Linked DNA regions of Homo sapiens: region 2 is linked to region 1. The links are chromatin loops, found by intact Hi-C in ENCODE. Cell type or tissue: natural killer cell. All regions are shown on one strand. Links, peaks and the distances in the headings refer to the core of each region. The heading gives the core; the rest is flanking DNA. Region 1 holds the start of SNRK-AS1 (SNRK antisense RNA 1). Region 2 overlaps GASK1A (golgi associated kinase 1A).

Region 1 (15,689 bases), core at 6,819-9,318:
GGTAGCTTTCTTAATTTCTGCCTAAATTTCATTATTATTTATCCAAAAGTCATTCAGGAGCAGGTTATTTAATTTCCATGTATAATCTTATGGTTTTGAACAATTTTCTTAGTCTTGATTTCTAATTTTATTGCACCATGGTCCAAGAGAGTCATTGGTATGTTTTCACTTCTTTTGCATTTGCTGACGATTGTTTTATGTCCAACTGTGTGATCAATTTTAGAGTATGTGCCATGTGGCAATGAATTTTAAAACAACAGCAGAGCATCAAACTTAGTGTGGGACTCTTCTAAGTGTGGTGCCCCCCAAATGAGTATAAAGGTCACATACACACATGAAGCCAGCTCTGCCAGCAGGACATTGACTCAGTCTTGTTTCCACCTTCATGCTGGTGTTCCCCTTAGTGACTGTTTCTACCAGTGGCCCCACCCTAACCCCCACTCTTTTCATCTTCTAATCCAGAAACCTTGGAGTCCTTGTAAAAGGATAAAGGAATCAAGAAGCAAAATGAATGCTGTCTCAGCAAAGTCCACTGCTACCTCCTGTGGCTCACACAGGGACCTCCAGATGATTGGAGCCCTGCTCACACTCTTCAGTTCTCCACTCTCTGCATTCTTCCTCCCTGCTTCGCCCTTCTTCGAATTCCCTGACCCTGATAGCGGTGCTGTGCAGACACATCACCACCTCTGATCCATCAACTTGTGCTAATTTAAATCACCATTTTCTTCTCCAAGGGCATTATGAACTGGCAAGAACCACGATTCATTTTTTTCTCTTCTGACGACTTGCCAATCTGTAACACCTTGCTCAGAGTGAGGTGTCCAGCAAGTGCTTAGTCCTGGATTCAGACGTCCTGAAAAATATGACTCTCTCCCTGGTAGTCACAATGTCCTTAGGCCCTAATAGCTCAAAAAGGGCTACATCCTATTTCCCCTTCTCATCTGTCTCTCCCCAGATCCCAGAAGTCTGAGAAACCTCGTCCCTGCTGAGCAGCTGTAGGGGGCAGAAGGGCCATGGATTGATAACCACCCGAAGTGTGACATCTCCTGTGTTTGGCCTGTTCAAGGACTAGCAAGGAGGTTATTGCAGCCAGAGCTGAATGAGCAAGTTGAGAGGAGCAGATGTGATAACTGGGGCAGAGGACACACTAGGGCCTTGTGGGCCACCACACAAGGATTAAACTTTTAAATCTGAGATGGAAAGCCATGGAAGGATTTTGAGCAGGGGAGTGACCCACTATTTAGACTGCTGTTTCTGGCCAGGATAGAATTAGAGGAATTTGATTGACCCTCTTGCCTTAAACAACTAGGAAACCAAACAAAATATATGGAGCAATAGTTTCCAGACATTGAGCAACAGACAGCATAGGGCTGTCACCCCGAGAGAAGGGAGGCAAATGAGGTGAGCCCTGAGTTGAATGCCCCAGCTCACTGCCCAAAGGCAGTTGCCAGAACACAGAGAGGGAAAGCCCAAATAGTCTGGTTGAGTTGAGCAGGTAGTTTGAAGTTCAAGATCAATGTGCAGGGCAGAGAGGAGGGAGCTGCACAGATAGTGAGCAAGCTCCAAAAGAAAATCTGTGGTCTTTGGTTGAGTACTGATCAGTACTTATGAGAAAACTACCTGAGGCTGGAGAAAGAACCACTGGAAAGCAGCAGGCTGAACAATGCTCAGAACTTACCCAAGGCTGGTAATAGTTCATGTTCCTACCAGCCAGAGTAGAAAAGCCTCAATAGAGTCCCTAGAGAGGTATTGCCTCAGTAGTGGGCCAAATTAGCCCTAGACTGAAGACTGCTCAGGATCTGCCCTAACAGTTTAAAAGTGAGACATGAAGGATCCAATGATTTTAAATAACTGCAGTCCAAAATGAAATCCAATACTTCTCACACGAATACAAAAAATTCCAGCATTCAACAATGCAAAATTCAGTGTCCAGCATTGCAATAAAAATGAATCAAGAATTTTTATACCCAATGATAATATCTTTCATAAAGGAAAAGTAATTTTTCAAAACAAAAGCTGACAGAATGTAATGCCAGCAGATCTGCATTATATGAAATGTTAAAGAATGTTCTACAGGCAGAAGGAAAACCAAACTGTGGATCTACACAAAGAAATGAAGAGTGCTGCAAATGACAAATATGTAGCTAAAATACTCCCCCCCCCCCTGTTTAATCCCTTAAAAACTAGTTAAAACAATATTTATACATATACAAAAATAAAATGTATGACAACAGTAGTATAAGGAACAGGAAGAGGAAAATAGAGGCATACAGTTGTAAGGTTTTTATATTCTACATGAAGTGATATATTAAGATAGACTGTGATATAATAAAATACATGTATTGCAAATCTTATAGCACCCCCTGAAAAACAAGAGTTACAGCCAATAAGCCAATAGCGGAGATAAAATGGAGTAACAAAAGGTGCTCAGTTAAACCAAAACAAGGTAGCAAAAGAGGGAAAAAGAACAGACGAGACAAATAGAAAACTAGGTAGGTTTAAACTCAACCATATTGACAATTACACTAAATGTAATACATCTAAACCCTCAATCAAAGACAGACATTTGCTGATGGGATAAGAAAGCAAGCTCGAACTATATGATATCTGCAAAAAACAAACTTTAAACATAAAGACACAATAGGTTAACAGTAAAGAATGGAAAAAGATATATTCTCACAAGTCAAAAAAAAGCTGGAGTTACTGTATCACTATCACACAAAGTAGATTTCAGAACAAATAGTTTACCAGTCATAAAGAAGGAACATTTCATGAGGAAAGGGATCAATTCATTGATATGACGTAACAATCTTAAATGCTTATGTACCAAACAACAGAGCTTCAAATTTTCTAAAATAACACTGCTAGAACTAAAAGGAGAAATAGACAAATCCACAACTATAGTTGGAGATTTCAACACTCCTCTCTCAATAATTGAGACAGAAAATCAGTAAGAATATAGAAAACTTGAACATTATCAACCAACTTGAACGAACTGACATGTATAGGACACTCCACCAATAGCACTTTCCAAGCACTCAGGAAACATTCACCAAGATAGGTCGTATGTTGGGCCATAAAACAAGTTTCAGTAATTTCAAAAGATTTAAACTATAGAAAGCATGCACTGATAAAAATAGAATTAAACTAAAAATTATAGAAACCTATGTGGGAAAACCCCAAATATTTGGAAACTAAACACGTTTCAAAACATGGTATGATTTAGCCTTTAAAATGATCTCTCATACTGCTAAGTGGAAAATAAATGAGAAAGACAAGGGCAAATGCAGGGAAACCCTTTAAGAGGCATTTACAGTTGAGTGTCATGGACTAGAGTGGTAGTGGTGGTGGCAATGAGAAGGAGTCAACTGTGAAAGGCAAGTTAAGATTTGCTCATAAACTGAATGTTGGGATGAAAAAGTGGATGACACCAAGATTTTCAGCTTGAATGAAACTATTGAAGGCTAGGAGTTGATATTTATTAAGATGGGTGCGCTAGTAAAAGGATTTGAGGGGAAAGATTAGGGGTTTTGAACTTGTAAAAATTGAGATGCTGTAGACACACAGACACATCCAAGAAGAAAAGTCAAATAGATAGTTGAAATCCAGTGTTCCCAGGGTATGTGGGCTAAATATATTTTGGGCTTCTATCAGCATATAGATACTAGACTAACTGAGATCAGGAGTCACTGCAGATAGAGCAGGGGTCCAGAATTGAACATTGGGACATTCCAAATTTAGAGGTTGGAAGAATGAGGAAGGACCAGTGGACATGAAGAGCAGCAAGGCAGAAGTGAGATACTGAAAGATGGGAAGTTCATAAGGAAGAAAGTGAGCAATTCATCAAATTCTAACATGGGATTGAAAATTGATCACAGGAAGTGGTTGCATGAGGCTGGAGTAAAGGGAGTTGCGGACAAGGTAAAGTATGCCAAAGGGCACAAGATTTCTTTGGCGGGCGGGGGGGGGTTGTAAAAGTCAATTATGGTAATGGTTGTGAGAACTGAGTAAGAGTAGCTGACCTTGGAATCACAGTAACAGGAGGAAGGGCAGAGCATGTGAATGTGTATGAAGGAAGGGAGGAAGGCAGAGGTGGGAACTTGTGGCAGTTCTCATTGCTTCCCTTTATTCAATTAGGCAGCATGGTGACCAGCAGAGTGAGGAAAGGAGATGAAATAGAGAAATAAAGTAAGTATACTTAATGGGCACCCTGGCCCCACCTATGATTTGTAGCCATGAGTTTAAACATAATAATGACTGTACTTTTTCAGCCAAATCTGGTGGTGCAGGCACAGGGCATGGAGAAGGCTGGGTCTAACTGAGGTGGGATCACACAAAGCTACACTCATGAGAAGCAATACAACACAGGACACGGTTTATATTGCTGAACACCAATATGTCACTTTATTATTTGGATTTTTTTTCCCATTTGTCACATACCTGTCAATGTTTACACAATGAGGGAAATCAACCAGCATTGGAAGCAACTGACCAAATCAGTTGATAATTCTGTACCCTCTTAACACACATCAATTTTCACTTGGTAGGGATTATCTTTAATTCGGTCTCACAGCTATTCTTAAAATTGGTGTCAAGATTGTCACATCTTTAAATACAGATAGAATTGCCAGAAGTACATAATTATATATATATACACACATACAGAAAAATACAAGACTGTTTTTCCACAATATTTAATTTATACACTACTGTAACTATATGCAACTTTTGAAGACAGGTTAAGGGGTACAAGTAACTGTTTAGAGCAAGTAAGTAGTTTGGTCCAATATTATCTTAATGTAATGGTTTTTCGCTCCCTCCCTTTTATGTGACGACATACTATGACATACAAAACATGCACAATCATTCACTTATAAACAAAGGAGTAAGACACCACTCAGACTGACATTTGTATACCCCAAGGGTCAACCACACAACTAATAAGGCTATAATACAGCTATGCAGCATAAATGGTCAACACTGCTGATCCTAAAGTGAGCACCATATATACATCTGAATATAAAAAACCATTGAAACCAAACACATATGGGTTAGTTAAAAGGTGCCATTCCAAGGCTATACATAATCACAGGAAAAAGTATTTACACTGCTTGGAAAACAGCTGCAACAAAGAGTTTATTGCCAATGCCCTTTATAAACTTCTCTCCTATGTTTAATACAGATGTTACGCTCACTATCTATGTGAACCACACATCTTATTTCTGGCCCTTTATAAGATCCCTGCTCAAGAATTTCAAGCAAATATGTTCTATGGCTTCACCCACACATCTATTCTCATAGCTTTCAAATTATAAATATCACAATGAACTAGAGCTGTAGCTTAAAACATCTAGCCTAGGTCTAGAAAGTAAAATAAGTATTTTAAGTATCATTTTTACTTAGTTTAGTAAGTATACTGTGAAATTCAGAGTTCTGAGTAAAATATATTTATCCTAAAGTAGCAGAGTCAGTGTGTACTTGAAGAAACAGTGACCACAGCAATGCAGTTCTTTGGTGATGTGCCCACTCTCTGAATTACAGGACCAGATGCGTCTCAGTCCGTCACCTCAGACACATGACTCGGGGCTGAAGAGTGGGGAAGGGCCCTGGGTCCCAGCCACATGCTATCACCAATGTTGCTAAGCACTGCTTTTAAGACTCCCAGGGCACTGCATGAAAAAACAGCAACTGGCCCCTTCCATAATCAGCAATTTGCAATATACAGTGTCCTACAAGATAGAATGCCACAACAGATGATTATCTGGTCAAAAACAGTCTTTGTACAGGAATAGGTTAAAGCAAGAGTTCTTTGATTATTGTTTTGGCAGAAAAAGGCAAAGTGAAAAACAATTCCAGAAAAAAAAGTTACGAAGCAGGCTTTGTGCATTTTTGTTTGCTGTATGTGTGAATTTTACCCTTTTATGTATATTTTTTCATCAGCCAATTTCAAAGCTAGCTGAGCCAAAGGATATAACTGAATGAAAATAACAAAAGAGATAATCTAATTACCAAACTCCTAAAAACCAAATTCCAGTAGGTTTTAATTCATGGGGTTTTGACTTTGCCAACATTTGTGTGCACCTTCTGTACTAGGCCCTATAGTTCTTCTATCTACATGGAAATCCTGCAGTGTGCCCTACAGGAAGGAATTTACACAGAGCATCTTTTTGTTCTGTTAGACAGACATACACTCTCTAAGTAGAGTTAAGACATCATCACTTCATCACATTACAAAATAAGATTGTCTGCTTGTAATTTATCACTACAGGGGAAGCTGCCTTATAAATCTAAGTACTTTATCTCACCTATTACAAAAACAAGGAAATCTTTTTCAGTTAAATTTTCAGAGCCCAAACTTTGTTTTTACACTATAGCTTAAGACAAACAGGTGTGGGTATGTTCAACTGTGGTTTAAGGTTCTCAGTGCAGACACTCACTGTCCTCTGCTCTGCACGGGCCATGGACAGCTGGGCGGCACAAGGTCGCTAGCTGGCTCCAGGCCTGTGGGCATCACAACGTTATTGCTTTGGTTCTGTCTCAGACACCAGAGAGTGTGTCTCAGAGCCTAGGGTTTCCACATCACAGAAGGTCAGGACAGGAATTCAGATTTTTCACAAAGAAAAGCATTTTTTCTCTCTCTAGGTTAAGTGCAGAACAACAAATTTCTAAGTGCTCCATTTATAAGAGGTTCCAGATATATATCTTGATTTAATCCTGATCATCCACATTAAAATTATGAATGTAAAAATTACATAATAGGCTTTTCGGCTGGGAAAGAAAAGTGTCTAGCAGCATGCACAAAGACCATGCATTGTCACATCATCAGGCGAACAAATGGAAAGGTAATAAATAATTGCTCCTAACGCCCACTTTAAAATAGTAAAACCAAATGGAACAGTGAAGTGAGCCGGTCTTCACTGCTCTGAGCAGGAAGCGTGCTAGCGGCCAGATGGGGCCACAGTCAGATGACATGGCAACAGCTGGCTGGGCTGGATGCGCACAGCAGCCCCTCCTTAGGGTTCCGCTGGATGTTCACAGAGATGGTCTTTTCGCACAGAGGTAGCTGCAGCACGTTATTTTTCAGGTTCTTGCTCTTTATCCGTTCCAATTCAGTGGTGGTATCTGCCATGTGGTCAGAGAAAAACTTTATGCCGCCCACTGCAGGGACCTGCCCTGCATTCCCTGTGGAGCTAATGCACATTTTCCACGTAGATTTCTCTTGGACTTTCACACTGGAAAATGACAAGCCATTCTGTGGATCAATAATGTACTTGGTGCTCCCATGAAGCTGGGAGCCGAGGCAGAGGCTCATGAGTTTGAGGCTCTCAACGAGCTCCCCAGCACTGCGAGAGGCCAGCTGCATGGAGTTGCTGGGGCCGGCACAGCGGCGTGTGGTACCCGATGTATTGGTGGGGTTGCCACCCGAGCCGCTGGAGGGACTGCCCCCACCAGCATTGTTCTCACTGGGGCTGGCCTTGTCCACCCCTCCACTGGCATTGCTTGGCTTGCTCTGGCCCCCGCCATCCCCCTCACTGCCAGGGGGCCCCTCGCTGCTATCCCGTCGGTGCCAGGAGTAGGTGAACCCGCTATCTTTATCGAGCCGCCGCCGGCTTTCAGAATCATCATCACTGGTCTCCGAACTACTGCAGCTGGAGCCCCGGCCCTGACTTTTCCTCCGGTGGTAGCGTTTGTGAACTGTACCTGGAGAAGCTATATTCATCTTTAACCTGCTCAACTTGGGAGGCAGATTCTCATCCATGTCAAACTCATCGTCAGATTCCCCTTCCTCAAAGATCTGGTTGAGGACGGGCGCACTCTTCCTGGATGTCAGGCGGTTGGTTACAGATGGCTTCCGGCGCAAAACCACTTGTGTTGAGAGGGACATGGGTTTCTTGTCCTCCTCATCTTCCTCTTCATCTTCTTCCACCCTGAACAGACACTTCCGCCCACTGGCTGTGGGTTTTAAGCTTGCGGGTGGCACCGTAGAGAGTGCTGGTCCAGCCAACTCAGGGAGGTCATCTTTCTTAGCTGAGTCACACAGGCCTTTGCTCCTGTGGCCATTGAGGACACTGTCAGCAGCCCGAGCAGGAGACTGAGGGACAGTCGCGTGGGACAAAGGAGTGGCCGTGAGGTCATCCTCAAGGTCCTGGGGTACATCAATTTTGGTTGGCCATGACTGCCTATGTAACAGATAGATTGGGGGGAAAAAAGCCATATAATCATTATGCAGATGATAGTAAAGTACATCACAATGAACTTACTGGGACAAAATCTACAGACTTAAAGAAAAAAGCAGCAGCCTTGCAAACCCATTCAACATCCTGTAAACATCAGCAAGGCCACCAGAAGGGCAAATGTGGTTTTGAAACATGGTTCAGTTTGTGGCTTATTGGCCAAGTGAAAACTTCATCACAGGTGTCAGAAAAGAAAATAGGGCAAAGAGCTACTCCATCTTTTCTATACAAAAGCTTTATACTAAACATTTTTTAGAAGCCCATGGAGGTTATTGGCAAAGCAAAACCTGAACACCACGTCTTGTTTCTTTGGTTCTTAGATCACATAAAGGTATATTACTACAAATAAAATTCACCTGAAATTTCCAGGGCTCCTGATTTTACCATGGGGTAAGAACTTGGTGTTTATAAAATGAAATGGAAACAGTTTAATGGATCTGAATTTTAAAAAAGTTATAACACGTATACATCATACAAAAACATATAAAAATCTCTTCTCCAATTAAAAAAAACTAAGTTAAATATAAATATCTGGCTTTTGAGACAGGGTCTCACTCTTTGTTATTCAGGCTGGAGTGCAAGGGCATGAATGCAGCTCACTACAGCCTTGACCCCCTGGGATATCAAGCAACCCTCCCACTTCAGCCTCTCGAATAGCTGGGACTATAGGCGCACACCACCGTGCCAGCCTTAAATAAGTATATTTTTAAATGCCCATACAAGAGTAGTGAATAACAAAATTCACCATTATTTAAACTTTCATTTTATCTCCCAACCTGGAGCTGGAGTTGCCAAAGTAACAAGAATACTGCTTGGTACCCAAAGAAGATGAATTTTTTAAATGAGGCTCTCTAGCTGCTATTCTGAATAAACGTCTCTGAACTGTCAACTATCCTCTCTCCCCAGGGGGGTATAGTCATATAGTTATAATAATAAAGCAGGAACAAAATTTTACCAGTGGCCACTGTATGTGGAATATCTACTAGACTTGCTATGTGCAAGTTTTCTTTTGTTTTGCACAGGTTCCCCTTTAATAAAATAAACCTGTCATTAAAAAAAAATTTAAATTTGAAGCTAAGAAGCAGTATTCTCTGAAGTGGTCATAACCGAACAATGACTAACACTGTGTGGCCACGTCCTGCTTATGGGTTAACTTCTTGGTTTTCCATTCCAGAACTATCTGGGTGCAGTCTATGAGATGCCTACCCTGCTATCTGGCTCCTCCCTAGAGAGTTCCAACAGTGCTGTCCTCGGCTCTACAGGGCAGGCTGGAGGAAGAGTCTCCGGAGTCTGCAGACAGGCCCCGGACACAGTCAGTCCTAAGAGTTCTCAATTAGAAATAATTCTAAATGCCTAGGCCCTTCTCTCAGACCTCATGTTCTTCCATACGAATGTACTGGGGCAGCCCTACAATTATTCATATTTTTAACAAAGTTAGTGCTACTATATCTGAAACAGAATCTGTTCTAGAATTTAAGAAACCTTAAGCTACTTGATTTGACAACTCCCAATACCACACCACCTCACTGCTGCAGGATCCTATCTGTACCAACACCACTCCTTTCAGCTAAGCCACATCTTATACCTACATTCTTGAGATGGCATCTGGGACTTCATTCTCTAGTGGAGTCCCTGTGTTCTCCCTCAATTCCAGGTCTAGGACCCTGCCCCTGGACTCCAGAACCTGCAGGCCAAATCCCTGTTTCTTTCTGCCTACCGAACTGCTTGTGAAGACACCCAGCCCGGCTAGGAGACTGGATATCAGTCTCCTGTTAACCACTCATCTCAACTGGCCTGTCACAAATTCTTCCAGACTACCCACTGGCCACAGAGCATGTATCTGTTCTCTGTGGCTGTGGTTCTCACTGGCCTGACCCTTCTTCCTCCATCCCTGCCCAGCTAGTTGCCATTTTAAATACAGTCTCCTGACTCAGTCCAGGTTTCTACCTCCTAGGTCATTCTGACCACAAGGCATACCCAGCAATGGAACCAAGGGAGGTCCAGGGTCTTGTCGATAACGTTACAGTGACAACAAAGAGAAGGCAAGTCAGGAGACACTGCCACTGCCAGTGGGCCCTGTGCCATAGAAAAAAAGGTGCTCATAGCTTCTCCACTTCAGAGTCTCCATGACAGCAAAAGGAAAACAGTTCAGAAAGCTCTGGTATTTTTAAATTTTTTTTATTTTTAATTTTTATAGAGACAGGGTCTATGTTGCCCAGGCTAGTCATGAACTCCTGGGCTCAAAGGATCTTCCCACCTTGGCCTCCCAAAGGGTTGAACCACTGTGCCTGGCCTACTATTTCTTTATAGCTAATGTTGGTCTCACATATACAATCAGCTTTAGACTGAGTTCTGGTATGTTTCACTGAATAGAAGAGAGTTCAAATCTAAATATTCTCTTCCAGAAGCCTGGTGGTAGCTCCAGTCTCGGTGCACCTGGCGAGTAGTGATGATCTGCCTTGGGGTTACTCTTTCTTGCCAGGGAGCTCAGGTCAGGACTAGGTTGACCGTAACCTCTGAGCATCAGTCTCTGGTTTATCTCATCCCCAAGAATTTCCTCACTCCCTGGGTTCAGTCCTCTTCTAAGCAGACACTAGACAGTGTGCCTAGTTTTTATTACAGAGGAATGCATCCAAGATATGAATAAAGTTACTAAATTCATGTTCTAGTTAAACTAGACTTCTAAATCTTTACTGTTTGGCAAGCTGGGAATGTTTTCCTCCCCCTACTCTGCCATTCCACCCAAGCAACAAAGTTCACATGGCGAGCCAACTGCAAGTAACTTAAAATCGAAATGGCTTTCTTAATCTTTTACAATCATAATATTATTATTCACAATAATATTCACACACATATATTCATAAATACTTGGAGGTACACACAGATTTACTCAGAATCAGCAGCACTCTTCTGTTTTCGAACTACAGTTCCATGGGTTACTTTATCTGAGTGCATAAACTCGAAATAAATTTCATGATGATAATGAAAAAAGTAAGCCCTTTCCATGCTTTGATTTTAAGTGGAAAGTTACTCTGGCAGAAAAGCAAAGTGGGAAGGCTGGGGGAGAGGAGGAGGAGGAGAGAGGGGGTTAGAAAAGGCTTGGGGAGCAGCACGTTCATGACTTTATTGAAGACAATGGTGGTAAAATATTCCCAGCAGTGATGGCAAACACACAAAGCCCTGGTTCTAAGTGCTTTACATATATTAATTCATCATTCCTCTCCACAACCCCATGAGGTAAATAGCATTGTTACTTTTGTTTTACAGATCGGGTAGCTAAGTCATAGAGAGGTTAAGCAACCTCCCAAGGTCAAGCAGCTAAGAAATCAACTAGCTAATGTTGACTATCCAATCCCGGAAATCCTGAGAGAACACTGTGGCATAGCAATACTCTATTTAGTTTTAAAAATTACTTCAAATAACTGAGGGAAAATTCAGCCTTGTTCCTAGAATGAAAAACTAAAGAAAATAACAGATTAATACATGTTGGATTTGGAAGAATTTAATGAAAATAACTAGCAAGACACTCTGGCTTGAGGCTGCTTCTCCAAACATGTTTTCCTGACCATGCCAACAGACACAGCCCCGGTCCCCACTGAGCCCAGAAGGGGACGGCATCCCTGGTGACGAGGGAACCCAGACCCTCATGTACACCTGAAGAGCCCGTGTGTGGCCTCTCCAATGAGGCCGTCATCACTGTTTGTACTCTCTTGCCCCAAAGAGTTAGGAAGCATTAAAAAAAAAAAAAAAAGTTCGCTATTTCAAAACGTTAAACTTACTAAAATCAGTGAAGATTTTTTTCTCACCTAAACTGGGCCTTGATATTGCTCGGGCTTGCAGATCTGGTCTGTATTTCTTTCTCTTGCTTTTCTCTCAGGATCCTTTCAGCCAGCAGGAAGTATGTGGCTGTGATATGGTTATACCTGTTGGTTTCCAGGGCTCTGAGGAAAACAAGGTGAGAGCAAACGTCAGCCATATCAGGAGGTTTTTTTACAAGAAGCAGAATTGATTTTTAAAAGTACAAGCAAGTTAAATTCAATGGCTGGAATCTTTAAAATTATGCAAAAAATGCAAACCAGAAAAAAACCAAACTAGTAGTTATTTAGGTCACTCAAAGTTCTAAAAACAACTGCATAAAAATGTTCATATTTTTATGAAGATTTTTCGTAAATGAGAGAAAAATCCAAAATGCCAACAGCAGCTGAGTTAGACGTCAGTTTTAGACACATAAGATAAGTGCACGCATTATTCAAAATTTGAATTTGTGTGTACAGTGTTTGTATTTGTTCAGGTGGTTTACTTGCTTCCACTAGAAGTACATGAAGACGAAGTCTGTGTTACATGAATGTGCACTGAAGTACTAATATCAGTCAGAAAACTTAGCAAATGTTTTTATTTTCATACTCCCTCTGCATTTACTGGCAATTTAGGCACTACAGAATTATTAAAGAAATTGAAAGCATGTCACCATCAATTGCTTTGAATAAAATCAATGTAGTCATTGATCCGTTTAAAAAGTAATGTTCACCGAGTACCTAGTCTGGCTAGACACGGTGCTGGGACACAAGGCCCACCAAGGCCCACAGCCCTGCCCACTCTCTTGTAGCTGACCTGTCACAGGACATACATACTAGGAGTGTGCTTTGGCTTTGGCGGATTCCACAAGGCCAGGAAATACGTAACTACGTTTTCAGAAACTTTCTGTAGTTACTGAAAATACTCACACAATGAACACTTAGGAAAGAAGCAAGAGACACCATTTTTCAAAATGTACACTGGGGTCACAACTAATGGGGGCAGGGCAGGCTGAGGCATGAGATTACAAAGGAAGTATCCAAGGTGAAATTCAAGGGTAGAATGACTTATTAGTTTCTTCAGCCAAGTACTAAATACAGGAGTTGGCTTGGGTTTGGAAATGTATTGTGAGAGAAAGGTGTGTGTTGGAACTCAGGAGTCACCCTCAGAACAAGCAGCTTCTCATGATGTGAGCAGCAAGCACGGAGTGAGGCTAGCTGAGAGGACAGCAAGACGCTCACCCAGCTATCGGGAAACCAACAAACTGGCAAACTGGAGTCACCTGAACCATTTAAATTGCACTACCTTTTGGATTTATAATTGAATTTATATTAAGTAGTTCTAGATGACACTACTACATGTATATATGTATTTATTTAAGCTAAGAACGTAAGGCCAATTCAGAGAGATACAAACAGCCTTTTACCCACTCAAAAGTGAAAAATCATTTTCTACACATTCCAAAAGTCAGTGTCTGTAGCAGAAACAGCAAGTGTCCCGTCTCCACCACATGTTTAGGTCATTTAAGTAGCTGTGAGTCAATACTGTAAAGAACCATAATACATTTGGAAACTTATAGAAAATTGTGCTTAAACCAAAATTAAGAACCTGGGTTTATTTTTATAAACCTTTCTTTCCAGTAATGTAAAACACTCTAAAGTGTCCTTTATACAGACACTGCCCTTCTCAGGGATCAGAGCCTCCCAGTGGGCATGTGTGTGGCACGAAGACACACAGCAGGGGTCTGCAGGTCCAGCCAACAGGCTTCTCTTCCCCGAAGTCAGGGAACTGGATCAAATCCTGAAAGGGCCCTCCTGATGGGAGCCCCTTTTTTGCCTCCTAGAGCATACTCTCTTTCGAACATACCCAACTGTTTCATTCAACAAATTAAATAACTTCTGACCTTTAATTTGTGGAAATATTCCTTGTTTTTACAGTCAGGACCTCTTATAGAAATTAATCATTATCAGAAAAAAGCAAATGCCTCTTTCCTCTGTATTATCTTTGATTCCAAACTGTTTATTAAAATCTGGCTTTGGGGCTGGGCACAGTGGCTCACACCTGTAATCCCAGCACTTTGGGAGGCCAAGGCGGGCGGATCACGAGGTCAGGAGATCGAGACCATCCTGGCTAACACAGTGAAACTCCGTCTCTACTAAAAAATAGAAAAAATTAGCCGGGCGTGGTTGCAGGCACCTGTAGTCCCAGCTACTTGGGAGGCTGAGGCAGGAGAATGGCGTGAACCCGGGAGGCGGAGCTTGCAGTGAGCCAAGATTGTGCCACTGCACTCCAGCCTGAGCGACAGAGCGAGACTCCATCTCAAAAAAAAAAAACAAAAACAAAAAAACAACTGGCTTTGGTTTTAAAGGATGTAATTAACAACTTGTATAACTTGCAGGCTCCAGGTGGCTGCAGCAGGGGCTCTCAAGGGCCAGATAATAAATATTTCAGGCTTTGTAGGCCAAGTGGTCTCTCCCACAACCACTCTGCCATTATAGCACAGTGCAACCACTGACAATACTTAAATGAATGGGCATGGCTGTGGCCCAATAAAACTTCACTTATAAAAATGTGTGGCCAGCAGCATTTACCAACTCCTGACTTAGAGGACTCTAGGCAGGTGGTACTGTTCTCCCTATCACTGTGGGGACCGGCAGGAGACAGAGGAATGAGAATAGTGCCACAGATAAGGTACATACTGGGATACAAAACAAGCTGTTTCATTCCACCCCTATAGAATGGGGAAAAGGCCACAGCACTCACTGAAACCACCCAGCAATGGCTTACTTGTTCACTAGCATAAAAACCAAAACACCAAAAAAAACCTGTGTCAGGCCCTGGGCCAAGAACTTTAGAGATAAATGACACAACTCTTGCCAACTGGGAACTCTTATCTATTACACAGGTGTCCAAAGGCTGTGTTAAGTAGAGAGAGCCCATTCCAAGAATCCTAAACCTGTGGCCCTCTGTACTGACGGGCATTGACGTACTCTACAATGGCGTCTCGATCCGCTATGTCCCCAAGCACCATGCGCTGAATGATGCTGTTGTGCTCCTCTTCCGAGAGATTTTTGTATGACACAAGGGGAATGTTATACTTTGTAGCTGGTGAAGGGTCCACTCCCTGAAGCCAAGGATGATTTTCAATCTCTTCTAAAGAAGCCCTTCTCTTGGGATCTCTCTGTAGCATCCGTGTGATTAGGCTGGAAAGGAAGGTAAGTCCATTGTTAAAGCAAACTGCTTGCAAGGATCAGTAATGATGGATCATTTTATTAACAAAAATGATTTCCTATACCATCAATTAAATTAGGTGCACTAGTGGTGGCAGTGGGGCAGATGGGAATAATAAAAATTTAGTGCCACTGCAGTCATAAAATAAAAAATCACAACCTCCAGGTACGCTGATAAGCCAAATGCACAAATAAGAGCTCCCTATCATCCAGAATTAACTATAGGTATCAACATCTGTTCTTGAATTAACTGCTGGCTTAGTGACATACCAGAATTAAATTCAAGGATCAGCAATGACATACAGAATAAAGTATACAAGCCCACTTCTGTTTCAGAAAAAAATGAATGATGCTTCTGATGACAACAACTAAAATACCATGTAACATATATATATATATATATATATATATATATATATATATATATATA
Region 2 (15,689 bases), core at 4,525-7,024, 330 kb after region 1:
GAATTTGGGTCTAACTCTGGAGTCATCACTAAAGGTGTGACAACCCCTTAGTTTCTGTTCCCCGACCTTTGCCCCTTTCTAAACAGCCACCCTGCCTGATTCATCACTACTTAGGCTCTGAGTTAAACTGGCAAAGATTTGGGAATTTGGAGTTTCTGTTCCATTTCTTAAAGTGCAGTTTGTCACAACAAAACTATGGCTGGGGTGAAAGGGAATATATGAGCAGACTTTTTCAGAGGGCTGGATTAAAACCACATGTCCCAGTCCTAGGAGGAACTCAGCAGGCAACCCTGCTTTCCTTGATTTCCCAAAGTCAGACCCCAGGCAGGCAGAGCTGAACCGGCCTCTAGGGCAAAGGCAACAGGCACAACCTCCCTCTCCAGTCAGATATGCTGGGTCCTGAGAGGCTGGGCTGTTTGCTCCACTGTGGGCAGAATAACAGGCAGCCTGTCTCCAAAGCTACCACCAGGCCAGGCTCCCTTGCTCAGCTCCATCAGAGGGCTTTGATTTTTCCTTACACATCAGCAACTTCAAGACAAGAGCGGACTTTTGCCCCTGTAATTTCTGGCTCAGCCAATTCCAGGAAAAAGAAAGAAAACCAAAAGAATGATAACTAACATTGATTCAGCATTCACTACATGTCTGAGACTGCTTGAAAACCTTACTTATAATTTAATCCTCATGCCCGTCTTATGAGATACGTACTACTGTTATCATCCTTATTTTACAGGTCAAGAAAACAATGCATAAAGAATCAGAGAGGCCCAAGGCTCACACTGCTGACAAGGGCAGCACCAAGGCACGAACCCAGGCAGTCTGGCTTCAGAGCTAGCTGACCTAGTTGCTGTGCCACCCCAGGAAGAAGCTGCCACGTAAAGCCCCTGCTCCAGCCCTAATTCCAAAAGACTGCACTGGGTCTTGGGGTGGGCCTTCTCTCAAAGGGGGCTTATCTGTTCAGGACTGATCAGTTTATCCACAAGTGAGGCTTGAATGAGGTCAAAGGCAGGTTGCAACCTTTTTCTATCAGGACAAATTGAGGAAAAATAAAAATATTTTTAGGTTAAATGTTTTTCATTCAAAATGAAAACAGCTTTGTTATGTCTCTTGTCCTCCTTTATTCTTTGAGAAATAGAAGAATATCAATGAGAAAAATTCCACCATTTGATATACTGCAAGCTGGGCATATTTGAGAGGTAGCATCAGAAGCAGCTTACTAATAATCTGTTATCCTTAAATTAGTCTAAGGCTTGATGGCTAAAACAGGCAGGTTCTATGCCTCCCGCTTATTCCACAACCAGATGGTGCCCCAGTCCCATGTCAAGAATTATCCAGACTATCAGCCAGGAAATTGAAAACATCTGACTTGTGAGGTGACTATAGCAGATCCCCAAAAAAATGACCACTTATTGAGCACATGCCATGCGCCAGGAACTCTCAAAATCCTACAACATATGTGCTAATATGATAATGTTACAATGGTAGAAATTCAGATTACTGGCAGGCAAGATTTAAATTTTCCAATAGCCCATGTACTTCTCACTTCACAAACAAGGATGAGGGAAGAATCCACAGTCTCGGGATAAAGATGTGAGTATAGGAGGGTGCTAAGCATGGGGAAGAAATCTGGGATTTTGCTGCGATTTTTGCTGTCTCATTCAACAACTTCCCGTAACTTCACACAGCCCTTCCATATGACTAAATACAGCCACTTCCCGTGACCTCAAGCAGCCCTTCCTGTGACTTCATACGGCCACTTCCAGTGACTTCACACAGCCCTTCCTGTGACATCACACTGAATCTTCCTGTGACTTAACACTACTTCTTCCCGTGACTTCCCACCTTCCTGTGGCTTCACCCTGGCCCTTCCTGTGGCTTCGCACTGGCCCTTCCTGTGGCTTCACACAGTCCCTTCTTGTGACTTCCCACAGCCTCTTCCTGTGACTTCACACTATCCCTCCCTGAGACTTCTCCTTGCCCTTCCCTGTGGCTTCAGACGGCCCCCTGTGGCTTCACGCTGCCCCTTCCTGTGGCTTCACACAGCCCCTTCTTGTGACTTCACACAGCCTCATCCTGTGACTTCACACTGCCTTTTTCTGTGACTTCACACTGCCCCTCCCTGTGACTTCCCATTGCCCCTTCCTGTGGCTTCACACTGCCCCTTCCTGTGATTTCCCACTACCCCTTCCTCCCTTCCTGTGACTTCCTACTGCCCCTTCCTGTGGCTTCACAGGGCCCCTTCCTGTAGCTTGACACAGCCCCTGTGACCCCACACTAGCCCTTACTGTGAACTCACACAGCCCTTTCTTGTGACTTCACACAGCCCCTTCCTATGACTTCACACTGCCCCTTCCCATGACTTCCCACTGCCCCTTCCTATGACTTCACACTGCCCCTTCCCGTGACTTCCCACTGCCCCTTCCTATGACTTCACACTGCCCCTTCCTGTGACTTCACACTGCCTCTACCTGTGACTTCACATTGCCCCTTCCTGTGACCTCACACTGCCAATTCATGTGATTTCACACTATCCCTCCCTGTGACTTCACACTACCCTTCCTGTGACCTAACACTGCCCCTTCCTGTGACTTCACACTGCCTCTGTGACTTCACACTGCCTCTATCTGTGATTTCACACTGCCCCTTCCTGAGACCTCACAATGCCACTTCATGTGACTTCACAATGCCCCTTCCTGTGGCTTCACACAACACTTCCTGTGACTTTACATGGTCCTGTCCTGTGACCTAACAGCCCCTTCCAGTGGCTTCACACAGACCCTTCCTGTGAAATCACACAGCCCCTTTCTGGGACTTCACACAGCCCCTTCCTGGGACTTCACACAGCCCCTTCATGGGATTTTACACTGCACCTTCCTGTGACTTCCCACTGCCCATTCCTGTGGCTTCACATAGCCCCTTCCTATGACTGCCTATGGCCCCTTCCTGTGACATTCCACTGCCCCTTCCTGTAACTTCCCACCGTCCCTTCCTGTGGCTTCACACAGACTCTTCCTGTGACTTCACATAGCCACTTCCTGTGACTTCCCACTGCCGCTTCCTATGACTTCACTCAGCCACTTGCTGTGGCTTCCCACTTCCCCTTCCTGTGACTTCCCATGGCCCATTCCAGTGGCTTCAAACAGCCCCTTCCTGGGACCTCACACAGCCCCTTCCTGTGAACTCTCACAGCCCCTTCCAGTGGCTTCACACAGCCCTTCCCTGTGACCTCACACAGCCCCTTCCTGACGCTTCACAAAGCCCCTTCCTGGGGCTTCACATTGCCCCTTCCTGTGACTTTACACTGCCCTTCCTGTCATGTCACACTGCTCCTTCCTGTGGCTTCACACAGCCTCTACCTGTGTCTTCACAGGGACACTTCTGGCATGTTCACACTGCCTCTGCCTGTGGCTTCACACAGCCTGTTTCCCTGTCATCACAGCCCCTACCTATGGCTTCACACAGCCTGTTTCCCTGTCATCACAGCCCCTTCCTGTGTCCTCACACTTCCCCTTCTTGTGGCTTCACACAGCCTCTACCTGAGACTTCACACTGCCCCTTCCTATGACTTCACACTGCCTCTTCCTGTAACGTCACACAGCCACTTCCTGTGACTTCCTATGCCCCTTCCCGGGGCTTCACACAGCCCCTTCCTGTGACCTCACATTGCCACTTCTGCCCTCACACAGCCCCTTTCTGTGACTTCACAGAGCCCCTCCCTGTGACTTCACACTGGCCCTCCATGTGACTTCCCAAACCCCATCCTGTGGCTTCACACAGACCCTTCCTGTGGCTTCACACAGACCCTTCCTGTGGCTTTACACTGCCCCTTCCTTTGGCTTCACACTGCCCCTCCCTGTGGCTTTACACTGCCTCTTCCTGTGACTTCACAGTGCCCCTTCCTGTGGCATCACACAGCCTCTTCCTGTGGCTTCACACTGCCCTGCCCCTCCCTGTTACTTCACACTGCCCTGCCCCTTCCTGTGACTTAACACTGCCCCTTTCTGTGGCTACACATGGCCCCTTGCTGTGGCCTCACACAGCACCTCCCTGCCTGTGGCTTCACACTGCCTCTACCTGTGACTTCCCACTGCCCCTTCCTGTGGCTTCACACAGCCCCTTTCAGTGACTTCACACACCCGCTTCCTGTGACTTCCTACTTTCCTTCCTGTGACTTTGCACAGCCCCTTCCTGTGGCCTCACACAGCCCCTTTCTTGTGACTTCACACTGTACCTTCCTATGGCTTCACACTGCCCCTTCCTGTGGCTTCACACTGCCCCTTCCTGTGACTTCACACTGCCCCTTTCTGTGTCTTCACACAGCCAGAGATCCTGTGACTTCACACAGCCCCTACCTGTGACTTCTCACTGCCCCTTCCTATCACTTCACACCGCCCCTTCCTGTGACTTCACACTGCCCCTTCCTGTGACCTCACAAGCCCCTTACAGTGGCTTCACACAGCCCCTTCCTGTGGCTTCCCACAGCCCCTTCCTGAGAATTCGCACTGCTCCTTCCTGTGACTTCCCACTGCCCCTTCCTGTGATGTCATACTGCCCCTCCCTGTTATTTCACACCACCCTGCCCCTTTCTGTGACTTCCCACAGCCCCTTCCTGTGACTTCACACTGCCCCTACCTGTGATGTCACAGAGCCCCTTCCTGTGGCTTCACACTGCCCCTCCTAGTGGCTTCACACAGCCACTTCCTGTGACTTCACCCAGCCCCTTTCTGTGACTTCTCACTGTCCCTTCCTGTGGCTTCACACAGTCCCTTCCTGTGACCTCAAATTCCCACTTCCTGTGACCACACAAGCCCCTTCCAGTAGCTTCACACTGCCCATTCCCAGGGCGTAAAACAGCCTCTTCCTGTGATTTCACAGTGCCTCTTCCTTTGGCTTCACACAGCCCCTTCCTATGACTTCCCATTGGCCTTTCCTGTAGCTTCACACCACCGCTTCCAGTGACTTCACATTGCCCATTCCTGTGATATCAAAGTGCCCTTTCCTGTGGCTTCACACAGAACCCTGCCTGTGACTTCATACCACGCCTTCCTATGACTTCATACTGTCTCTTCCTGTGACTTCACATGGCCACTTCTTGTGACTTCCCATAGCCACTCATTCTGACTTCCCACTGTCCCATACTGCGACTTCACAAAGCCACTTCCTGTGACTCCCTGCAGCCCCTTCCTGCAACTTCCCACAGCCACTTCCTGTGACTTCCCAATGCCCCTTCCTGTGGCTGCACAATGCCCCTCCTTTTGGCTTCACACTACCCTCCCTGTGGCTTCACACTGCCTCTTCCTGTGACGTCACACTGCCCCTTCTGTGGCTTCAGACTGCCCCTTCTTGTGGCTTCACACTGGCCTTTCCTGTGACTTCACACAGCTTCTTCCTCTGACTTCACACCATCCCTTCCTTTGACATCCCACTGCCTCTTCCTGTGACTTCAGACAGCCCCTTCCCATGACTTCACACTCCTTCTTCCCGTGACTTCTCACTGACCCTGCCTGTGGCTTCACACAGCACCTTCCTGTGACTACCCCCTGTCCCTACCTGTGACTTCACACAGCCCCTTCCTGTGACTTCACACTGTGCCTTCCTGTGGTTTAACACTCCCCCTTCCTGTGGCTTCACACAGCCCCTTCCTGTGACTTCCTACTGCCCCTTCCTGTGGCTTCACACAGTCCCTTCCTGTGGCATCACACCACCTCTTCCTGTGACTTCACACTACCCCTTCCTGCCGCTTTTCAAAGCCCCATTCTGTGGCTTCACACAGCCCCTTCCTGTGGCTTCACATTACCCTTCCTGTGACTTCACACTGCCTCTTCCTGTGACTTCCAACAGCCACTTCTTGTGACTTCCCACTGCCCCTTCCTGTGGTTTCACAAAGCCCCTGCCTGTGAACTCACACTGCCACTTCCTCTGACCTCACCTAGCCCCTTTGTGTGAGTTCATACAGCCACTTCCTGTGACTTCACGTAGCCCCATCCAGTGGCTTTACCCAGTTCCTTCCTGTGATATCACACTACCCTGTCCTGTGACTTCCCACAGCCCCTTCCTGTGACTTCACACAGCACCTTCCTGTAACTTCCCACTGCACATTCTGGTGGCCTCACACTGCCCCTTTCTGTGACTTCCCACTGTCCCTTCCTGTTGCTTCACACTGCCACTTCTTTGGCTTCACAATACCCCTCCCTGTGGCTTCACAATGCCTGTTCCTGTGACTACCCACTGCCTCTTCCTGTGGCTTCACACAGCCCCTTCCTGTGACTTGACACAGCCCCTTGCTGTTACTTCCCACTGCACCTTCTTGTAACTTCCTACTGCCCATTCCTGTGGCCTCACACTGCCCCTTCCTGTGACTTCACAGCACCCCTTGCTGTGGTTTCACACGGCCCCTTCCTTTGACTTCACACTGCCTCTGTGACTTCTCACTGCCCCTTCCTGTGGATTCACAGAGCCTCTACCTGCGATTTCACACTGCCCATTCCTGTGGCTTCACATTGCCTCTTCCTGTGACTTCCCACAGCCACTCCCTGTGACTTCTCACTGCCCCTTCCAGTGACTTCACACAGCCCCTTCCTGTGACCTCATACTGCCCCTTCCTGTGACTTCACACTGCCCCTTTCAGTGGCTTCACACACTCCTTCTTGTGACTTTCCACTGCCCCTTCCTGTGACTTCCCTCTGCCCCTCCCTGTGACTTCCCACAGCTCATTCCCGTGATTTCCCATGCCCCTTCCTGTGGCTTCACAAAGCCCCTTCTGTAACTTCACACTGCCTCTTCCTGTGATTCACACAGCCCCTTCCTGTGGCTTCACACTGCTTCTTCCTGTGGCCTCACACAACCCCCCTTTCTCTGACTTCACATAGCCCCTTCCTGTGACCCCATTGCCCCTTCCTGTGACTTCACACTGCCCCTTCCTGTGGCTACACACAGCTCCTTCCTGTGGCCTCACACTGCCTGTGGCTCCACACTGCCCTTCCCTGTGACTTCACATAGCCCCTTCATGTGACTTTCCACTTCCCTTCCTGTGACTTCACACAGCTCCTTCCTGTGGCCTCACACTGCCTGTGGCTCCACACTGCCCTTCCCTGTGACTTCACATATCCCCTTCATGTGACTTTCCACTTCCCTTCCTGTGACTTCACACAGCTCCTTCCTGTGGCCTCACACTGCCTGTGGCTCCACACTGCCCTTCCCTGTGACTTCACATAGCCCCTTCATGTGACTTTCCACTTCCCTTCCTGTGACTTCACACAGCCCCTTTCATGTGACTTCACACTGTGCCTTCCTGTGGCTTCACACTGCCCCTTCCTGTGGCTTAACAGAGCCACTTCCTGTAAGTTCACCCTGCCCCTACTTGTGACATCACACAGCCCCTTCCTGTGGCTTCACACTGTCCCATTCAGTGGCTTCACACTGCCCCTTCCAGTGGCTTCACACAGCTACTTCCAGTGGCTTCACACAGCCCCTTCCTGTGACCTCACACTGCCCCTTCCTGTGACCTCAGAAGCCCCTTCCAGTGGCTTCAAACAGCCCCTTTCTATGGCTTCCCACAGCCTCTTCCTGTGACTTCCCTCTGCCCCTTCCTGTGACTTTCCACAGTCCCTTTTTGTGACTTCCCACTGCTCCTTCCTGTGACTTCCCATTCCCCTTCCTGTGGCTTCACACAGCCCCTGCCTATGGCTCAACACTGTCCCTTCCTTTGGCCTCACATTGCCCCTTCCTTTGGCTTCACACTGTCCCTGTTACTTCACACAGCCCCTTTATTTGGCTTCACACTGCTCCTTCCTTTGGCTTCACACTGCCGCTTCCTGTGACTTCACACTGCCCTTTTATCTGGCTTCACACTACCCCTTCCTATGACTTCACACAGCCCCTTCCTTGGCTTCACACAGCCCCTTCCTAACGTCACACTGCCTCTTCCTGTGGCTTCATACTGACCCTGTGGCTTCACACAGCCTCCTCCTGTGACTTCACACAGCCCCTTCCCTTGGCTTCACACAGTTCCTTCCTGTGATGTCACGTAGCCCCTTTCTCTGGCTCCACACAGCCCCTTCCTGTGACTTCACATAATTTCTTCTTATGACATCTTCCAGCCCCTTCCTATTGTTTCACACTGCTCCTTCCTGTGACTTCACTCTGCTTCTTCCTGTGACTTCACATTGTCCCTTTCTGTGACTTCACACAGCCATTTCCCATGGCTTCACACAGCCTTGACTTGCTGCAATTCAGTGTGTGCTAAATCCTAGAAGCCAGCCCTGCCTTGTAAATGACAGCCCACACAGTGGGTTCTTACATACAGAAAAAGGTTCCTATTTGCAATAAAAATCTCTTGTGATCTCCTAACCATTTTTTTTTTTTTTTTTTTTGAGATGGAGTCTCACTCTGTCGCCAGGCTGGAGTGCAGTGGTGCGACCTCGGCTCACTGCAACCTCTGCCCTCCAGGTTCAAGTGATTCTCCTGCCTCAGCCTCTCAAGTAGCTGGGACTACAGGCGCACGCCACCACACCCAGCTAATTTTTATATTTTTAGTAGAGACAGGGTTTCACCATGTTGGCCAGGATGATCTTGATCTCCTGACCTCGTGATCTGCCCACCTCGGCCTCCCAAAGTGTTGGGATTACAGGCGTGAGTCACCATGCCTGGCCCATTTCTTAATCTGCCTAAGCAAATGCCCTCTTGGCACATTTGAAGAAAACTATTTTGAACAGTTAAAAACACTATAGATATTTTACCTTAATGGATTTGTTGGTGGGTGGAGAGGGGGGAGTTGGGGAAGGTAAGAGGCTAAAGGTCCATGGCAGGGTGCAATTTGAAATTCCTCTGAGGCTCAGATCTGAATCTCATTTACTTCAAGCAAATATGGTAGGAGGAGCCATCCATGTGTCCATGGCTGTCTGCCCAGGTTCTGCTGCTTAGCTTCCATAGCATAACATCAGGGATATTGTAATCTTATTATGTGATGGAAACTTCCTTGGAGAACAAATGGCAATAGCTAGTGCTGGGGAAGGAATGAAAACCAAAAGAAGCCTTAGAAAATGATGGTTCTCAGTTGGGATGGGTGTGGGGAGGAAGTGGTACACAGGGAGACAAGACCTAGAAAATATTAGCTTTTAAAGCAAGAAAGAAAGGAATGTCAAACTTAGAGATGGCAGAAATCTATAATCCAAATGAATTCTCCACCCTCATGAAATACGAAAAGCAATTCAAAAAATCGTTTCAGCAAAGGCCTCAGCCAAGGTAAAAATTATTTTTCAAGGACAGTGATAGAAATTGAAAATTTAACTCTTGCAGCCCACTCTACTGTATTTCATGGGAGAATATAAAATGCTATAATGGTGTTTCTCAAATTCGGGGATTTGAGAAAGCCTCAAGAACTAGGCTTTCTTGAGAAGCCCTGAAAGCATTAGGGTTCTACTGAAGAGTATGGCCTAGCAGGAAGAAGGCTCTGGCTGGGTAATATCTGAGTACGAGTTCACCTTTTCAGACTCCCTCCTTCACCAGAGTGGTTTCTGTTATTGTAGGTACTGAGTTGCTATATATAACGGCCTGGAACCCAACATGTGACTGGTAGACAACAGGGAGTGAAGGATACTGGGAAAGGCATATGATGTTAGGCACGTACTTTGGAGACCCTCAGGGAACCAGTGTGGGAATCCAGAGCACCCTGGGGCAGGAGGCAGCTTCCTCCAAAGGAACAGTGTAGGGGTGAGGTTGCTCCCCAGAAAAATTGTGCTGCATTACAATTTTATCCTTCTATTCTGACCTCCCCTAATGCCAAGCACTGGACCAAGAAATAAGGACACCAGTGCGAAGAAGGCTTGGCCCCTGCCCCCCAGCAACTCACTGTCTCAAGTGAAAAGGTAATGATATAATAATTTCCCTCATGCCAATTCTGGCAAATCTAGCCTTGCCTACGTTCAGGCCACTTATCTTTCCAAACTTGTGGGACAGGGCTGGTGAAGCATGGAATGCTGGACAGCAGTTCTGGGTGCCACCACCTGAGGTCTCCACCAACATCTGATGACACCATGAGTTTGTTACATGTTTTTCACTGTTATGGCTAGAAGGATGTTGCCTCCAGATATTCTCACAATGACTCTAACAGGTAGGAAGGAAATATCATACCATTTTATGGCTGAGGAACTCGAAAAAGAGACTTCAAAATTTGCTCAAGGTGACACACCATCTAAGTAGAAGAGCTGAGATTCCAACTCTGGCCTCCAGCCTGCAGAGACCAAGCCCTTCCCAGCACACAGGAGCCAGTTCTGGCCCTGGGGACTTCAGGGCACATGGGGGAAAGAATTAGCTCAGGCCATCAGGGGTTTATCCAGAAGCATTTTCAATGCGCCCAGATAACCTGGGGGAAGCAGTGCTAGCAGAAGGATTTTAAAGACCTGAGAAATACCTGGATCCGTCTCTTCATTACATTGGCTGGGGTTCCTGATACCAGCTGAGACATGGGAGATGATGAGTTGTGTTATCTTTCAACAAATACTTACACTCACTTCAGAAAGGCAACATCTAGAAGGATGCGCTGAAGGATACACAGGAGCTGGACTCTCTAGGTCCAACCCCCCAGCTTTGCCCTAATAAGCATATATCTTCACATCAATTTCTGCATCTGAAAAATGAGTATGAAAATGGTTCCTCCCTCAAAGAGTTGCTGTGAGGATTCAACATATTTTAATGTATATAAAGTGCTGAGAACAGAGCCTTGCATACATTTTTATAGTTATTACTTAGCATTATCATTAAATCTCATGATTATTAAATCTCCAAGGTACTTGGGAACTCCAGCACCTCCTTTAAGTTACTGCCCCATGCCGCACTCTCTCCATCTGTGGATGGGCTGGTAACAGTTACAGTCACAGCATTCTGAACACTGGCAAACCATAACTGAGAGGAAAGCGTGTGAAGAGGTTTCAGGGACTGATACCAACGTGCCTCCTCAGAGCCACCACTTGCTCAAGTGACCAAAAGAGTGACCTCTGACTCCCTGCTCTGCTGCTCCTAAGTGCAGTTGACTTCTAAAGCATGGCTGCTCTGTACACACCTGTAGAGTCCTGGTGAGGGCGAAAGCATTCCTGGGCAGATGCCTGGCAGCAGGAAAGCAGGGCTCAGACACAAAATACCTCTTAGAAGACTGGCACTTGAGAAGGTTAAAACAAAGCTATAGTTGAAATCTGAGATGGAAAAATTAAATCTTTCCTTTTTCCTTCAGTGAGTCTATCAGATAGGAAGCCTGTACACTGAATGGGAAATAAAGAGGCCTTGCAGTGGGGATGCTCATGAGGCATTTCCTGACAACCGTGGGCATAGAGCTCCTTCCAGCCAGGTGACCTCCGGCTTCAGAGGACTAGGAAGGAGGCAGGCAGCCACGTCTGGGGGTGCACGTGGCACCATGGAGGCGTGGAGGTCCTCCCTCGAGAGACTCCAGAACACCAACTGTAGCCAGCATTGTTGAGCATCTCCCATGCCAGACCCTGTGCCAGGTACCTGATAAGACAGTTCCTCTACTTCCTGCAACCTCCCTGGAAGGGAGGTATCATTCCTCACATTGGGAAGCTGAGGAAACTGAGGCATAGACAGCTTATGTCAGTTTCTTACAGCCTCATAGCTAAGTGGCAGAGTTAGACTCAAACCCAGGTCTAGCTAACTCCATCAGTTTATTAGCCGGAGTTTTGACCCTGCTATTATAGAAGCCTAAAAGAATAAGAGTTGTTTCTCCACCTGCCTTTCTTCTCCAAGCAAGCAAGCAAGCAAGCAAACCCGGAGAGCTGGAAGCCATCCTCTTCCTGCCCCAGGATAGAATAAAAAGGCCTTTGCTTTAAAAGCCAACCAAGGCTCCTAAAGGTAAATTGAGCTGGGCTGTCTGACTGATATCAGGTCACCTAGGTGAGGACAGGCTTGGAGCCAGACAATTTGATTTAGAAAAGTAATGCTGTTGTTCAGCTAAAAATGGTAGACTAAGCACCTGCTATTCTCTTTCTTTCCTCCTGAAATATGAAAATAACAGTAAAGTGTTCTTATTTTTAAAGAACAAACCTCTAAGGATAAAGAGAACAGGAAAGCAGTCAACCATAAAAGCAAAATTCAGGAAGCTGGAAAGCAGGTGAATGAGTAGCAATGGCCTGAGCAGACTCATGAAAGCTGAATCCTAAACTAGAAGGCAGGTCAAAACTCAACATGATTTACACCAAGGGAGCCCCCAACAGGTAAAGGACTGGTGCTGATAGGATAAAAAACAAAAGGATTGGCTGAAAGTCGACTTAAGAAGAAGCTAGACACCCAGATCTCCATACTGTGAAGTCAGGCAGCTGCCCCTCCTGCACCCAGCAGAAGACTGAAAGTTTGTTCTATGGAGAGAGAAAGCTAGGGAAGCTACATGCTGGGAGACACCTGGGACAGTTGAGGGCAGTGGGGACTATACTGAAAACAGGAGTTTTAAGAGAACATTTACATGCTGAACATTGAAATATTGCAAGGGCCCCCCAAGTATCCAACACAATGGCTAAAAAGTGAGACCTTAGTGGTATGGAATTCAGATATTTGCAATTGCCCCACACACTTGTATTTTGATGAGATCACCCACTAGCAACAGTATGTCCTGTTTCCATGGTCATGGAGACAGTTTGTTGCTGCAGCCATTAAAAGCAAAAGCTTCAATAGCAATGGCTGCTTGGGGCCACCTATCCTGAGCTTCACCACTTGGCAGTGCTGTGCCTCTCACCTGCTCTCCTATGACTATCAGGTGTGTGATACTGAGGGGTACACAACCCGGAAGTATAGGGAAACTTATGTCGAGTGGAGCAAAGCTTTGATCATTGGGAGACTGAAGACAGTGGGTAAATTCAAGTGGTCCTGAATTCAATTTATGCAGCTTCTTGGATAGGTCCATAGGATCACACAATCAATTGCCTGTAGCAGCAGCCAGCTTGATAATACATCGCCATATCATCTCTCCTGTTTCCCTGCTTCTCTTTGGGTGTTTCCTGAGATTGTACTCCCAAATAACAGCACATAAGCCTCCAGCCTCGGGCTCTGTTATTAGAAAACCAGGTTAAGACAAACCAAGGCACATCATTGTAAAGCTTCAGAACACTGGGGAAAATATCCTCCAAGTTTCCAGAGAGAAAGGGAGAAAAAAATAAAACAAGTTTTATACCAAGTAATCAAGAATCAGAATGGCTGTGGACTTCTTTACTACAATACCCGAGGCTAGAGCACCATTGAGCAAAGCCTTCAAAATCTGACAGAAAATTATTTCTTTTAATTCTATACTCAAGCCAAACTATCAATCAAATATGAGGGTAGAATGAAGGCAATTTCAGGCATATAACATTTCAACATGGTTTACCCCTCCTGTAGTCACTTTTAACAAGCTATTGGTTAAATTACTCCACTAAAACCAGGAGGTAAGCCAAGAAAGAGGAAGACATGGGATGCAGGAAACAAAGATGCAAAACAAGAGAGGCAAAGAGACTCGTGGGATGCTGGGAAAGGAGGATCCTAAGCCAACGGCTGTGCACCGACCAAGAAAGCGACCAGCTCAGAAGGAGCAGGTCAAAAGGCTCTGGGCAGGGGGTTTCCAAAGAAAGAAATTGATGTGTGCTTGAGTCTATTAAGAGGAAGTTGGCTTGTGATAAGTACATGAAAAAAACTAAGGAAACAAAAAAGATGATTACTAACTAGAGAGAAACAGAAAGGTGCCCAGGAAAGGAAAGGTGATCATAATATAATACAGCAGTCCCTACCCCTTATCCTTGGAAGATACGTTCCAAGCCCCCCAGCGGATGCCTGAAACCTTGGACAGTACCAAATCCCATTGCCATAAATCAGAACACATTTCTAGAAGTTCATGTCTTCCACCCACAAATTGAATGCCTTTTCCATCTTAATGAAGCACTTATCACACACTTTGGCTGTAACTTTTGCCACAGTTTGAGGTGCAGCAGCAAAACTAGCATGAATTTCTCTTTCTTCAGAAGACAATTTCACAGATAGCAGATTCATTCTTACTGCAGATCTTAGCAACCCCAGCCTACGATTTTTTTTTCTTAAGTAGAGAAACTTTCATCTTCTCACTTAAATGAAGCACTTTCAGCGTCTCTTTGTCACACTCCAATTGCAGGATCACTACTCTTGCACTTTGGGCCATGATGAAGTAAAATAAGGTTTACTTGAACATGGGCAATGCAGTACTCCAATAGCCATCTGATAACTGAGACAGCTACTAAGTTACTAATGGGCAGAGAGCATCTGCAGTGTGAATATACTGGACAAAGGGATGACTCATGTCCCAGGTAGGACAGAGCGAGATGCCACAAGATTCATCACACTACTCAGTACAACACACAAATGAAAACATAAATTGTGTATTTCTGGAATTTTCCATTTAATATTTTCAGACTGCAGGTAACCTTGGGTAACTGAAACTGTGGAAAGTGAAACCAAGGGTACTACTGGATACTGCTCAGCCGTTAAGATATCCATGTCCTAATCCCCAAACCTGTGAACAAGTTACCTTATGTGGTTAGAGGGATTCGGACGGTGTGATTAAATTAAGGGTCTTGAAATGGGGAGATTATCCTAGATCATCTGATGGGCCCGATGTAATCACAAGTATCCTTTTAAGAGGGAAGCAAGAAGGCGGCCATGTGATGACTGAAACAGAGGGAATCAGAGTCAGTGAGAGAGAAGATGCTGCACTGGTGGCTTTGAAGATGGAGGTAGAGACCATGAGCCAAGGAATGCAGGTGGCCTCTAAAGGATAGAGGTGGCAAGGAAATGGATTCTCCCCCAGAGCCTCCAGAAAGAACTGGCCCTGCCAACACCTTGATTTTAGCCAAATAAGACTCACTTTGGACTTCTAGTCTCCAGAACTGTAAGAAAATTAATTCGTGTCGTTTTAAACCAACAAGTTCCTAGCAATTTGTTACCGCACCAATACGAAGCTAATACATCTGTGAGTAGGTTTTAAGTAGTCATAATGTAAACACTGATCTCACCAAAATTATTACCTAATTATATTGGGGGAATGGATGGATGAGAATAATGTGTCTGTACTGGAGATGGGGAAACGTGGTGAAAGGCCCAAATCCTCATCTTCCATAGAGGGGAGTGAATAAATAATGGTCAAAACTGAGAACAGTTTGGGAAGCACTGTTCCAGTTTTCCACCCTCATTTTTGATAAATGATGAAAAGGAACTCCAAAGAAGCTGTGGTTGAGCTATCCAGTGAGTCATCTTCTACTGAGAAGAGGGTGGGTGGGTGTAGGCTCTTGTGTGACGATCACTCATAAGCTAGTTTATGTTTTGTGTCTTAAACAATAAAACAGCTGATCAGTTAACCTAGTCATCCCCTAGTTAACCTGGGGGAAGTATTGGCAAGATCTGACATCTGCAGTCTCAACTGCTAGGTGAGAAGTCATTCATTAGCCTTCGCTCTGAGCAGCTAAACGTCTCCTTGGCCAATGAAATAGCTTTCACCTGAAGTCAACTGGTTTTATTTTCCATGGCCTGACCCAGACATCTCTCCCCATTGAAGACATGCTAAATACTAAAAACTCATCTTGGGAAGTCTAAGAAAAAAGGCCTTCCTCACTCATTCTGCCACTCCCAAACACCTGAAGCCTGCCAAAGTTCTCCAACCATGAGGCAGGCAGGAAAATAACAGTTAGAATCCA

What was found. A loop is a pair of places that touch in the nucleus more often than their neighbours do. Peaks named below come from ENCODE experiments on the same cell type or tissue, not always from the same donor. Only the 100,000 strongest peaks of a DNase experiment are listed, where the experiment ranks them.
Region 2: a loop joins it to region 1, with 23 times the contacts of the local background. A loop is called at or near these places in 2 of 110 quality-filtered maps.

What each region holds. Positions count from the first base shown.
Region 1 is chr3:43,339,830-43,355,518 of GRCh38, reverse strand. SNRK (SNF related kinase) reads right to left here. Exons shown (of 7, transcript NM_017719.5): 5 at 15,020-15,232; 6 at 12,041-12,175; 7 at 4,376-8,180. The coding sequence ends at 6,962. SNRK-AS1 (SNRK antisense RNA 1) reads left to right here and starts at 3,557. Exons shown (of 3, transcript NR_046757.1): 1 at 3,557-3,921; 2 at 4,138-4,188; 3 at 5,542-8,600. In natural killer cell, for the core only: no CTCF peak of the experiment used is centred there; DNase peaks (open chromatin) are centred at 7,908 and 8,358; H3K27ac peaks cover 2,500 bases.
Region 2 is chr3:43,004,061-43,019,749 of GRCh38, reverse strand. All of the region lies in intron 1 of GASK1A (golgi associated kinase 1A), which reads right to left. Among named protein-coding and RNA genes, the nearest start is that of GASK1A, 33 kb to the right of the region's middle. In natural killer cell, for the core only: no CTCF peak of the experiment used is centred there; DNase peaks (open chromatin) are centred at 4,609, 5,799, 6,479 and 6,629; H3K27ac peaks cover 2,500 bases.